4 separate regions of the Homo sapiens genome follow, and all the other regions are linked to region 3. A link is a contact called in ENCODE Hi-C or POLR2A ChIA-PET data. All regions are on one chromosome and are shown on one strand. The core of a region is the stretch at or near the end of the contact, and the rest is flanking DNA. Distances in the headings are between cores, read along the strand shown. Region 1 holds the start of FAM217B (family with sequence similarity 217 member B). Region 2 has its middle 42 kb from the start of CTCFL. Region 3 holds the start of STX16 (syntaxin 16). Region 4 has its middle 40 kb from the start of RBM38-AS1.

The links. A loop is a pair of places that touch in the nucleus more often than their neighbours do. ChIA-PET counts read pairs that join two places held with the same protein, here RNA polymerase II (POLR2A). Pooled maps may share reads with other maps.
Region 1: a map of B cell shows a loop between it and region 3 (23-fold over the local background). The contact joins the promoter of FAM217B here to the promoter of STX16 in region 3. A Hi-C loop is called at or near these places in 1 of 168 maps with a recorded cell type or tissue (B cell), 2 of 37 single-sample maps with no recorded cell type and 12 of 50 pooled maps. POLR2A ChIA-PET finds 5 or more read pairs at or near these places in 1 of 52 experiments (activated CD4-positive, alpha-beta T cell).
Region 2: a loop to region 3 is called in a pooled map, with 5 times the contacts of the local background. The contact joins the enhancer-like site here to the promoter of STX16 in region 3. A Hi-C loop is called at or near these places in 1 of 37 single-sample maps with no recorded cell type and 4 of 50 pooled maps. POLR2A ChIA-PET finds 5 or more read pairs at or near these places in 1 of 52 experiments (activated CD8-positive, alpha-beta memory T cell).
Region 4: a loop to region 3 is called in a pooled map, with 5 times the contacts of the local background. The contact joins the enhancer-like site here to the promoter of STX16 in region 3. A Hi-C loop is called at or near these places in 6 of 50 pooled maps. POLR2A ChIA-PET finds 5 or more read pairs at or near these places in 3 of 52 experiments (HepG2, activated T-cell and activated naive CD8-positive, alpha-beta T cell).

The regions. Positions count from the first base shown.
Region 1 is chr20:59,938,888-59,941,759 of GRCh38, forward strand. FAM217B (family with sequence similarity 217 member B) reads left to right here and starts at 1,502. Exons shown (of 4, transcript NM_022106.3): 1 at 1,502-1,648. It overlaps PPP1R3D (protein phosphatase 1 regulatory subunit 3D), which reads right to left and starts at 1,418. Exons shown (of 1, transcript NM_006242.4): 1 at 1-1,418. The coding sequence starts at 1,044. The coding sequence ends at 145. RefSeq lists silencers at 880-1,009, 1,360-1,739 and an enhancer at 1,307-1,601.
Region 2 is chr20:57,482,112-57,485,043 of GRCh38, forward strand. No RefSeq gene overlaps it. Among named protein-coding and RNA genes, the nearest start is that of CTCFL, 42 kb to the right of the region's middle. RefSeq lists an enhancer at 1,229-1,428 and a silencer at 1,719-1,818. Within about 2 kb of position 1,285, at least 2 of the 41 ENCODE cell types and tissues checked have a DNase peak (open chromatin) inside an H3K27ac peak, as active enhancers do.
Region 3 is chr20:58,649,834-58,652,681 of GRCh38, forward strand. It overlaps STX16 (syntaxin 16), which reads left to right and starts at 1,450. Exons shown (of 9, transcript NM_001001433.3): 1 at 1,450-2,305. The coding sequence starts at 2,174. It overlaps STX16-NPEPL1 (STX16-NPEPL1 readthrough (NMD candidate)), which reads left to right and starts at 1,420. Exons shown (of 23, transcript NR_037945.1): 1 at 1,420-2,305. RefSeq lists a silencer at 353-712 and enhancers at 2,209-2,478, 2,316-2,819.
Region 4 is chr20:57,431,620-57,434,319 of GRCh38, forward strand. No RefSeq gene overlaps it. Among named protein-coding and RNA genes, the nearest start is that of RBM38-AS1, 40 kb to the left of the region's middle. RefSeq lists enhancers at 1,122-1,171, 2,033-2,112. Within about 2 kb of position 1,437, at least 16 of the 41 ENCODE cell types and tissues checked have a DNase peak (open chromatin) inside an H3K27ac peak, as active enhancers do.

The sequences.
Region 1 (2,872 bases), core at 252-2,751, 1.3 Mb after region 3:
GCCAGGGGACCTTGCAGCAGAAAATTAGGTCAGAGGACTTGGAGGGTGGTGAAGAACAACCAGATAGATGTGAGAGCCCAGCAGGGAAATGACAGGAGGCGCAGCTTAGGTGTGGAGGCTCCAGGTGGCCGGTCCCCGCGCGGCTCAGATGAAGTGGATCCAGCTCTCTTCGCACTCCCCGCGAGGCATGTGCAGCGCGTGGTTGCGACATGTGAGGCTGTAGTCTCGGTGGTCGTTGTTGTCCCAGTACTCGGCACCCGCCACTTGGTAGCGCACCGCGAAGTGCACGCGGGAGCCGAGCTCCAGCAGGAAGGGCGGTACTGGAAAGCCGAAGGTGAAAACGTCCTCCGTGCCCTCGGGGCCTGCGGGCCCGCGCCACCGCGCCACCGCCTCGTGGGTACTGCGCCAGCCCGAGAAAGTGTAGCGCACAGCCACCTGCTTCTCGAAGGCCACGTTGCACACGCGCACCGTACCGCTGATGCCAAGGTCCGAGCAAGTGACACGCTCCAGGCACACGAGCTGCCGCTGCAGGCGCTCGCCAAAGTCGGCGGCCTCGACGGGCGGCGGGAAATCGGGCACCAGGCAATGCAGGGTGAACTCCAGGTCCTGGCTGCTGCAGCACAGGTCCGAGTTGATTGCGAGCCGCGACAGCACGTGCAGCGGCACGGACGGGTCGTCTCCCGCGTTGAACACCTTGACCTGTGCCAGCTCCAAGCCCAGGGCGTCGGCGAAGCGCACGCGGAGCTTCTGGCTGCAGCCCGGCCGACACGCAGCGCCCGGCGCGCCCGCGGCCTTCTGGCGGCGCTCGGGGGAGCTGGGCAGTGAGCGCGCCCGCCGCAGGATGATGGGCCGCAGGCGGGGGTCGCAGCCCGACGGCGCTGGCGTTGGCGGCGGCGCGCGGCCCGGGCTCCCAGGGGGCCTACAGGCCCGCGGCTCCAGGGCCACGCCGCCGTCCAGGTCCGACAGGCAGCTGAGGCTCCGGGGGCCGAGCTTCCGGGATCCCAGGGCGCTAGGCAGGACCGCGGAGCTCGGGCCTCTGGACATGGCCCCGCCGGCCGTCGGAAGATGAGGCAGGGATGAGAGACGACCTCCCGACCCCGCGACAGCTCCCTCCGTGCTCAGAAGCCGCAGAGAGTCCACCGTATCTGCAACCTGCGGGGGACCTCTCGGGCCCGGTGCGCCCTACCCTTGGTTCGCCACCTTGCTCCTCGAGTCCTTGTCCAGGTCCTCCGCTTCTTGCGGTTAAAGAAATTGTAAGAGTGGGGAGTTTTTCTCTAGTGGAAGCTTTCAGAGGCCTCCCGGGAGCGCAGGGTAGCGCCTCTTTTTTCTTCTTGCTTCCTTGGAGGTTCTTACAAGAAGGCTGCGTTCCGGGAGCGGCCCCTCCCACTTTCCCGGTCCGCGGCGTTACTTACAAGGCTGCAACTTGACCGGGTGCAACTTCCTAGCGAGCCTCCGCCCCGCCCCTCGTGACGCCGCCTGCAGGCGGGCCCCCGCCGGCCTCAGCTCAGCCAGGGAGCTCAGCGGAGCTGCGCGCCTCCGCCTCCAGCTCCCCTGCCGCAGCGCGCCGCAGCCGGGCGTCCCCGCGCGGGCGCCGGAGAGGAAGGAAGGCTGGCAGCCTCGTCACGTGTCCGCTGCAGTCGCGAAACAGGTCTGATCAATTTCTGTTTACGTCTGCCTGGATTGCGCGCCTATCGATCATAGACTTTGTCTGCACAAACGGAGGACAAGGAAAATGCATGCTGCGTGTCCTTAGATTTCTGGGTTGTGGATGGGGGGAGCGGTGGTGCAAAAACCGGCCTTGCCAGGAGCTGGTCTCAGGCTAATTTTAAACATCGAGGCCAGCCCACACTTTGGACAGGTTCACTGCAACCTGGACCCTTGGTCAGACCGAGGGAGCCTCACTGCGTAGAGGAGCAGCGTCATGTCCACATCACCCAGAATGCTTTGCCGCACCGAATGGCCAGCAGATTCCCTTGAGGGTGGGGAGGGGAGGTGCTGCTGTTGTCTTCCTGGACTCCGCGCCAGAGAGGAAGACAGGGGAACAAGAGTTATTACCCGCTGATGACTTCTGCAGCTGCCCTTAATCAGCCTCTGGCGCTTGGGGAGCATATTTGTAGCCAGAATCTCCGACTTTTAGCTTTGTTTCCAAGCAAGCCAGAAACACCAGCAAGGCCTGGAGCTTGTTTTCTGCCTATTTAGAACCCTGCAGGCATTCGTGTCTCTCACCCGGTAGCTTTGAGCACAAAACCCCACAGCCTTTGGTGTAAAGCATACCAGGTGAAATGAAGTAGAAAAGATGCAAGTGCACTTTCCAGAGAGCAGTTTGGGGCCAGCCATTCCATTAAGAAGGTTCCTTTTTATTGTCCAGAGGGACAAAGCAGAAAGAAAACCAGACTAATGAAAGGGGGTTGATTCAAGAACATTCGTTGCATCTAAAATGAGTCAAGGCTGTTGATTGTGGTATAATTCATGAAATGTGAGAGAATGATTTTATTTATCATTGGATGTAAGCTAACTAAAAAGGCTTACATGATTAATGTGGGAAAAATACAGGAAAGTTTCAGGAAGAAAATAAAAATCTTCTATAATCATCTCTTTTATTTTACAGAGACAGGTGATACGGGAAAGAGAAGTATCCAATTTCCATTCAGTGCACTTTTAATAGGCCACTCAAAATGAGAGGGGAATAACAGCAATATGTGGTATAGGTCAACAATGCTTCATAAAGAGATGATATATAATATGTAATATGTATGAATATATGGAAAGTCTTATAATGGATTGATGTGATAGAGAAGGCCGAAAAATTGAATGGGAACGTTCCTCCTAGAGTTTAAGCTCCTTCTGAACAGGGACGTGCATAATCATTGCC
Region 2 (2,932 bases), core at 35-2,534, 1.2 Mb before region 3:
GGAGGAGAGGGGGAGGAGAGGGGGAGGAGAGGGGGAGGAGAGGGGGAGGAGAGGGGGAGGAGAGGGGGAGGAGAGGGCAAGGAGAGGTCTTCGGCATCCTTATGGTGAAAACCACATTTTCTCCTCCCCATTTCCCTGGTAGCTGGGAAGCGCATTCAATTAACGTGTATTGATTGGCTTGAGGAAATCGGGCTCCCAGAAGTCTAGGGCCTTGCTTAAGGTCACCTAGCGGTGGGGCAGGAACTGGGACACAGTTTTAATTTGACTCCGGAGCCCTGGACTGGCCTTGTAATTGGTACTTCTTGTGCAGTGCTCACGGACACCTCAGCTGAATGAAGGCCGTGCAGGTGGCTGGACAGAAACGCCCTGTAGCCCGCATCCCTCACGTTCAAGGCTTCTGTTTTTTCAGCACTCATTTCTAAGTGGCTTGCAGCCTTGCAAGATGAATTGTGGAAGTGCATGGGCACAGTACTTAAAAACATAGAGTCCCGAGCTGAGGCAGGTCTGCCCTTTCCAGTTATTTTCCAATCCTTGTGATTACAAAGAGGTTTCTTATTTAGGGGTGAGCCTGACTTTCACACTCGGGCAGGCTCCACTGGCAGCCAGCCTCCTGTGTCCCAGCCTCCAACAGAAGTTAAAGACACGAGGAGGGTTCAATGCATTCACTTTGGGGGATCCCTCCTGCTTATTAAGAAAATGATTTTCCATTTTTGGTAACAGTAGAGTTTTCTTTTAAAATTATTTAAGTAAATTTGGGGAGCAAATGCTACAGATAGTTATGGAAGGCATCCTGAGCTGATGGGCAGTTGCTGGATTTGATGGGAAACCAGGATCCAATTCAATTTCCCAGAGAACCCGAGGCCTGGCGCGGGCAGGGAGGGTCAAGGAAGGGAGGAGCCCAGGGTCCGGCCCTCGGCCCCAATCAGGGAATGCAGCTGCCTCAGAAAATGCTGGCTTTCATATGTCAGGGACAAAAGGGACCCTTTTTTCTCCCCTTTTTTTAGTTAGAAGGAAACCTTTGAGCCATTTATAAAGACAGGCTCGCTGACTTATGGGAAAGTGGGCTTCTCTACTGTCATTTACTAACTGGTATGCTTTAGCTCTGTGTCCCCACCTGAATCTCATCTTGAATTATACTCCCATAATTCCCACGTGTTGTGGGAGGGACATGGTGGGAGATCATTTGAATCATGGGGGCAGTTTCCCCCATACTGTTCTCATGGTAGCGAATAAGTCTCATGAGATCTGACGGTTTGATCGGGGGTTTCCGCTTTTGCATCTTCCTTATGTTCTCTTGCCGCCGCCAAGTAAGAAGTGTCTTTCACCTCGCGCCATGATTGTGAGGCCTCCCCAGCCATGTGGAACTGTAAGTCCAATTAAACCACTTTTACTTTCCAGTCTCGGGTATGTGTTTATCAGCAGTGTGAAAACCGACTAATACGCTAACTGTCATGTGTCTGGACGTGCGAAAAATCCCTAAATGGGTGAGAATCATGTGTTTCTGCTACAGTCTGTTTCAGCAATGCAAGTCTTGGGATGGATTAGATCAACCTTAAGTAATAAGAACAAACCCAGTCTTCAGAAAACTTTTGGGGGTTCCAATAGCATTTACCATGGGGCCTGGTGAAACATGAGCTTTGTTTCATCCGGCTGCTGCTTTGCGGGAGGATGGAGCAGAGCAGGAGGGGGCATGGCTCCAGACAGGTCGGGAACATTCTCAGAGTTGGGCCCCTGGATGACCCTGTCCTGGTCAATGCAAATACAGAGCCCCACCCTGGCAAGAGGGGAGAGGCACTGCCGTGATTTCAGTTTGTCTTCTGTCATGTTCTGGTGACCTCTCAACAGTGCTGTGGTCCTTGGGGCATGTGCACTGGGAGTGGGGGGCTTTTCGCTCACCTCTGAGGAGATCCTTTCTCCCTCCAGTGTCGATTCATTCTCACTTAATTAAACTTCAAGTTTTAAAAATGAGAACTGTCCAACCCAAGTGTCATCAATAGATAAACAGATAAACAAAATGTGATCCCCCTCATGCAAAGGAAAATTATTCACCCTTAAAAAGGTAAAAAAATTCTGACACAGGCTACAGCATGGATGAACCTCAGTGAATTATGCTCAGTGAAATAACCCAGGCACATAGAGTAGTGAAATTCATAAGGGATGGGAAGGAGAATGGAGGTCTCCAGGGGCTGGGTGGAGGGGGATACGGAGTTAATGTTTAATGGGGGCAGAGTTTCAGTTCGGCAAGATGAAAAGAGTTCTGGAGATGGGAGTACAACAAGGGGAATGTGCCTAACACCCCTGAACTGTACGTATCATGGCTAAGATGGCCAATTTTCTTTTTTTTTTTTTTTAAGATGGAGTCTTGCTCTGTCGCCCAGGCTGGAGTGCAGTGACGTGATCTCGGCTCACTGCAAGCTTCGCCTCCTGGGTTCACACCATTCTCCTGCCTCGGCCTCCTGAGTAGCTAGGACTACAGGCACCTACCACCACGCCTGGCTAATTTTTTTTTTTTTTTTTTTTTTTTTTTTTTTTAGTAGAGACGGGGTTTCACTGTATTAGCCAGGATGGTCTCCATCTCCTGACCTCGTGATCTGCCTGCCTCGGCCTCCCAAAGTGCTGGGATTACAGGCTTGAGCCACCGCGCCCGGTAAGACGGCCAATTTTATGTGTATCTTCCTACCACTTACAAAAAGGATACCATCAAGAGCAGTGGAAGTCTGTTTGCCAGCGTGCTGGGTCCTAACAAAAGACCCCACTGACTTCAGTCCTGCCCAGCTTGCTCACTGCAGCCTGCTCTGGGCTCTGATGTTCATCACGGCTTGGAGTTGCTTCCCCAGACAGAGTACAGCGTAGCTGAAAGTCCACTGTTAGCGGGTTATCGGAGGAGAGCACTTACCAGCGGCTCACCTCTGCTGACTGCTGTGCCAGGCTG
Region 3 (2,848 bases), core at 200-2,699:
ATGTTTCACATTAATTTTTAGTTGCACAACGAACGCGCGGGAACATTCTCCGTGAGAGAAAAAGCACGGGTGGGGGGCGGTTACCGGTGCTTCCCCCGGTCGCCTGGGGGTCCCGCACGCGCCCCGCGGGTGCCGCTGTCTGGCTGGGGTCCCTGGGTGAGCCGCGGGCACCGGCTTCGCGTCTCCCCGGGCGCGACTCCGCTTTGCAAGCGCTCAGCACACGGGAAACCCTCGGAAAACACACACGTGTGTAAAGTTTGTTCCACGCAGAAACAAAGGACGCGTGGGGGCCGCTTCTGGGGCCTCGGTCCTTTGTTGGAACCCCGCACCGCAGCCCGGCCCGCAGCCTCGCCCCGCAAGGGGAAGCCGGCCCTGCACAGGCCCGGGGCCCGGAAGGCGCCGCCGCACAGCTCTGCGCCCCCGACCCGCTCCGGCCGCGCGCTGGGCCAGGCCCTTGGCCTCAAGCCTCCCGGGCGGCTCCGGGCCGGACCCGGGTCTCCGTCGCGGGACGCCAGCCTGTTTGTGGGTGCCGTGCTCGGGCCCGGGCGGCCCCTGCCCGACGCGGCCCCACGGAGCCCCTGCACGAACCCCGCCGACCTGGCCCGGGGCGGCAAGTCGAGGTGCTTAGGGCGCCCTGGGCCCGGCCAACCGTGGAAAACCCGGCCCGGGGCACGGGGGGGCGCGGGGGTCGCAGGGCCAGGGCCCAGGCAGGGAACAGAGATTTTTTTCGCGGGGAGGGGGGTGGGAGGTGTCAAAGTTTTCGGGGAACTTTTCCACTTGAGATTCCACGACCCTGCAGTGCCCCCTACAGAAAGCGGCAGCTGGGGAGGGCGGGCGCCCCCGACGACCCCCGACTGCCAGCGGCGGCGCGGCCAGGCTGCCTGGAGTTCTTGTTCCTTTTTTTTTTTTTTTTTTCCTTTTATTTCCTCGTGGTTGTTTGTCGGATACATCTTTTTCCAGAGTGGGAAAAAAAAAAAAAAAAGCGAGCGCCGCCGCCTGCAGTAGAGCGTGCTCGGCCTGCAGAGGCAGTCGTCTCCAACTTTTCCTCTCCCGCTCCAACTCCCCGCGCCCAAAACTTCAGTTCTTGGGGAGCCCAAATTTGCCTGCCGCGCAACTTCCACTCTAATTCAGCGACCAAGGGCCCTGGCAGCGGTTTGCAGCCTGGGGGCCACGCTCCCCAGGCTCAGGCCTGCTCGTTGGCCTGCTCCTAGTGCCTGGACCCAGTTGGGGGAGGCGAAACAGGGCGCCCGAGGAGCACCCCGGGAGAGGGCGGAGCACTCCCGTGCCCCGGGGCAGGAGTGCAGGGAGCTCCCGCGCCCGGAACGTTGCGAGCAAGGCTTGCGAGCGTCGCAGGGGGGCACTCGCGAGGGACGGACAGGAAGAGGGCCAGGGGGGAACGCCAGAACCCGGGACCACAGCACGGAAACGGTCCGGGGCTGAGCTGCAGTCAGATCCGGGGATGGAGGGAGCCGGAGAAGAGGAGTGAGAAGGCCGGGGAGGCAGGCCCTGCTGTCTTCCTGCAGGCCGGCAGCCTGCTGGCAGTGGAGGACCAGGCCGTCCAGGAAAGGAAGGGGTCAGGAGGTCGGGCAGGGCCTCAGCAGGTTCAGACAAGTCCCCAGAAGGGAGCTGCAGGCGCCCTCGAGTCCAGGCCCCAAGCCTGGCTCCGGTTGTCCAAAGAGGGCCTAGGCCAGGCCTCTGGTGCGGAAACTGAGTCACAGCCAGACCTCAGGGCACGGCCTAGACGCTTACGAGCCAAAGTTAGGGGTAGAGAGCAGAGACCTCCGGGGGGTCTCAGGGAGTAGGGGGCTTCAGGGCCTCCCAGTCTAGAGCCGGATTGGCGAGTTAGACGCTTGTAGATCCAAGGTTGGATTGGGGTGGGGTCTCTGGGACGTTGGATCGCTACGCAAGGATTGGGGGGATTCAAGTGCTTAGAGATCGAAGTCTGCCCTGGGTAGGGGGAGTCAGACAATTGGAAAGCCTAGGTAGTTATTTGGGGAGGGGTCTCTACGCCTTGGCGAAGCGCACAGCTGCATCTTTTTGGCTTGAGGCCTGAGGCCTTGTCGAGAAGCTTCCGTGAAAGGGTGGGCCAGCCGGGCCACGAGAAAGAAAGTGAATAAATCAGGAATATAAGTGGGCGGGGGGCCCCTGAGAGGGGGGTCGCAAAGGGTGAGACATGGCCACCAGGCGTTTAACCGACGCTTTCTTGTTGTTGCGGAATAATTCCATCCAAAACCGGCAGCTGTTAGCCGAGCAAGTGAGTAGTCACATCACCTCCAGCCCTCTGCATTCACGTAGCATTGCTGCGGTGAGTCTCCTGGCGGCCTCTCCGACACACGGACCGTGTGCACTGCGGCTCTGCCTGTTTGTCTGTCTCTGTCTGTCTCTCTGTTTAAAAAGAGAAGATAAGAATAATAAGACTAAGAATAATAAGATCTCTTGGCTAGAGTCAGGGGGCATCTGTAGCCCTGGATGAGGAAGAAGCGGTGCTGTGAGGCCGCAGCTCCACCTCTGCCCGGTCTTCTCCTCACTTCCGCAGCACCCCCCCCCCCGCACCCCCCGCCTTGGCGTCACTGCGCTACAGGCCGCCTGTAATTTACATATGTTTTAACGCTAACATTGGGAAGCATTGGGCCTTTCTGAAGCCTTTTTGTTTCGTTTTGTTTGAAGCTCCCCTCCCCCCAGTAATGAGCCTCAGTTTGGTCCTAAGGGCTGGGTCGCCGGATCGTAGACCCAAATCCTTGCAAAATGAACGACTCCCTCCCCTCAAAGAGGAGGGAGTTGTGTTGTTGTTTTGTTTTGTTTTGTTTTTCCGCCCGTTTTCTTTTAACGGCCCCGCAGCCCTCTGTGT
Region 4 (2,700 bases), core at 187-2,686, 1.2 Mb before region 3:
AGGGTCAAGCTCAGGGCTTGAGTGGGATTACAGGCATAAGCCACGGCGCCTGGCCTCACCTGCCTATTTATGATTACAGCAATTTGCAGGACCATAGTTTTGTGTGCACCAGTGAAACAGCTCACATGAGAATGATCTGCGCTGTGCACAGTGCTTCGATTTTGTGTTTTCCACTGATGACATGTTGAGGTCCAGGGAGGAGGGGTATAGGTGAGGCCCATTCTTGGAAGAGCAGCCCCCACCCACCCCAGGGCTCAGCCCTGTCACACCCGTCCCCCGAGGACTGGCATTTGGGCATCATCACCTTTTTACTACTTTCATCACCTTCTTCAAACGGGCCATCCGTGGAACTGCAGCAGGGCAGCGGGTCGGGGGTGGGGGAAGCGTGGGCCTGGGCTGGGGGTGGGCTTGGGGGCTGTGCACTGCTCTGTAGGCTCCCCGAGGCTCCTCTGATAGAAATCATCCTATCAGGATGCATGATCCAGGACAGTCACGCAGGGCTCAGAAGCCAGGACAGTCACTCAGGGCTCAGAAGCCAGGACAGTCACGCAGGGCTCGGAAGGGCCCTGCTCAGGGTTTCCTGCTCTGCTGTTACCATCTTGAAATTCTTCTTTCTTTTTTTTTTTCTGAGACAGAGTTCTCACTCTGTCACCCATGGGCATGATCTCCACTCACTGCAAACTCCGCCTCCCAGGTTCAAGTGATTCTCCTGTCTCAGCCTCCTGAGTAGCTGGGATTACAGGCGTGCACCACATTCCTGGCTAATTTTTGTATTTTTAGTAGAGACAGGGTCTCACCATGTTGGTCAGGCTGGTCTTGAACTCCTGACCTCAAGCGATCCGCCTGCCTCGGCCTCCTAAAGTGCTGGGATTATAGGCATGAGCCACTGCGCCCAGCCCATCTTGAAATTCCTGGTAATGTTTCAACAAGGGGCTCTGCGTTCATTTTGTCAAACTTCATGTGGACATCTGACAACAGCGAGCACCTTCGGAGCCCTGGTCATGTGCCAGCTCTGCCCTAGGCCAGCCACACACACTGCCTCCTTGAATCCTACTAGCCGTTCTGTTACAGGCATGGTCATCATCAACCCATTCTGCAGATAGGGAAACTGAGACTCAGAGAGCTCCTGATTCAGGCAATACCAGGTAACATCAGCTTTGAAAATCAAATCTGGCCAATCCCTTTTTTTTCAAACTGAGACCCAGAGCGGCTAGAGTTGGCTCAGGGACACGCAGCCCCTGTGTCTCACTGCAGGGTTCCCAGCCATTCCCCAGGGAGGAACAAGAGACCATCTGCCCCCCGGGTGCTTTCTCCGGGCCTTTTTGGAAGGCCCCATTGGCTGGGTTCATTTTGCCACATTTCCTTTCTTCCTGGCTGGTGGGGAGGACTGTCTCAATGAGGGGTGAACAAACCCCGGTTTTAATCAGAGCAGCCACTTCCTCTCACCAGAGAAGAAACCCGCCCTCTCACAACCCACTTTCTATATTTAGACCCAGGGCCTCGCCTTGAGCTGGGCCAGGGCTGGGTGTGGCGGGGCCTGCGGCTGCTTCCGGCTCTCGGGAAGGAAGTTTCCACCTGTTTCCCAAGAGCCAGAGACACGAAGCCTGCAGGTCCTAGGCTGAGTGCAGGATTCTTGAGCCCACAGGGGCCCATAGGACAGTAGTTCCAGCCTCCCCCTCTGCAGCTCCACAGCCATGTGGGGGACAAGGCCCATTTCCAGGACAAGAGAAGCCCACTCCCATTTCATTCATTCCTTCAGGGACCTGGTGTTTTCTGGGTGCCTCCCACAACCCAGGTGCCGTTCTAGACTCTGGGGATACGGCAGGGAACAAGACAGGCCCCTGCCTTCACGGAGCTGACAGTCTAATGGGAATGACAGAAGTAAATACAATAAAAATAAACTAATAAAACAGAAACCGGATATAACTAAGGAAAGGTAATGAAGGCATAAATCAGGCAGATGGACCAAGAGGCGTAGTAGAGTGGGCAACACCAGGGGCGGGGTCCCAGGGCCTCTGCAGGCCCCTGGGGTGTGGAAGGGCCTGGAATGCAGCGACAGACTGAACAGGGCTTAAGGCAGAGAGGACAGAGCGTGCTGATGTCACAGCCAGGGCTCTTGTGCCTGGTGTGGGAGCCAGTCAAGCTGGAGACAGGGGTGAGGTCAGGCCCTGCAGGGCCCGGGCACTAAGGCAGAGGTGTGGATCTCAAATACCAAGAGAAACCACCCAGCGCTTTTGAACCTAGCGTGACATGCATCACGAGCTGTGTGGTTTTTTTAAAGCTCACCCCTACTGTGATGTCAAGAAAGGGAGGCAAGGGGCCAGGGGAGGGAGTCCAGGCCAGTTGGAGGGGGTCCAGGCCAGCATGAAGGGGGTTCAGGCCAGTGTTGAGAGGGTCTAGGCCAGTGTAGAGGGGGTCCAGGCCAGCGTGGAGGGGTGGTACCCCAATAGTCTAGGGCACTGGCTCTCCACTGGGGCCATTCTGCTCCTCAGGGGATGTTGGGCAATGTCTAGAGACATTTTTTCTTGTCATAGTGGTGGTGTGCTACAGGCACCTGATAGGCAGAGGCCAGGGGTGCTGCCAAGCATCCTGCCATGTCCCCACAGCGGAGAAAGATCTGGCCCCAAATGTCAAAGGGGTGGCGGTTGAGAAAGCCCGGCCTAGCGGGAGGAGGTGGTGGCGAGCAGGGCGACAGTGGTG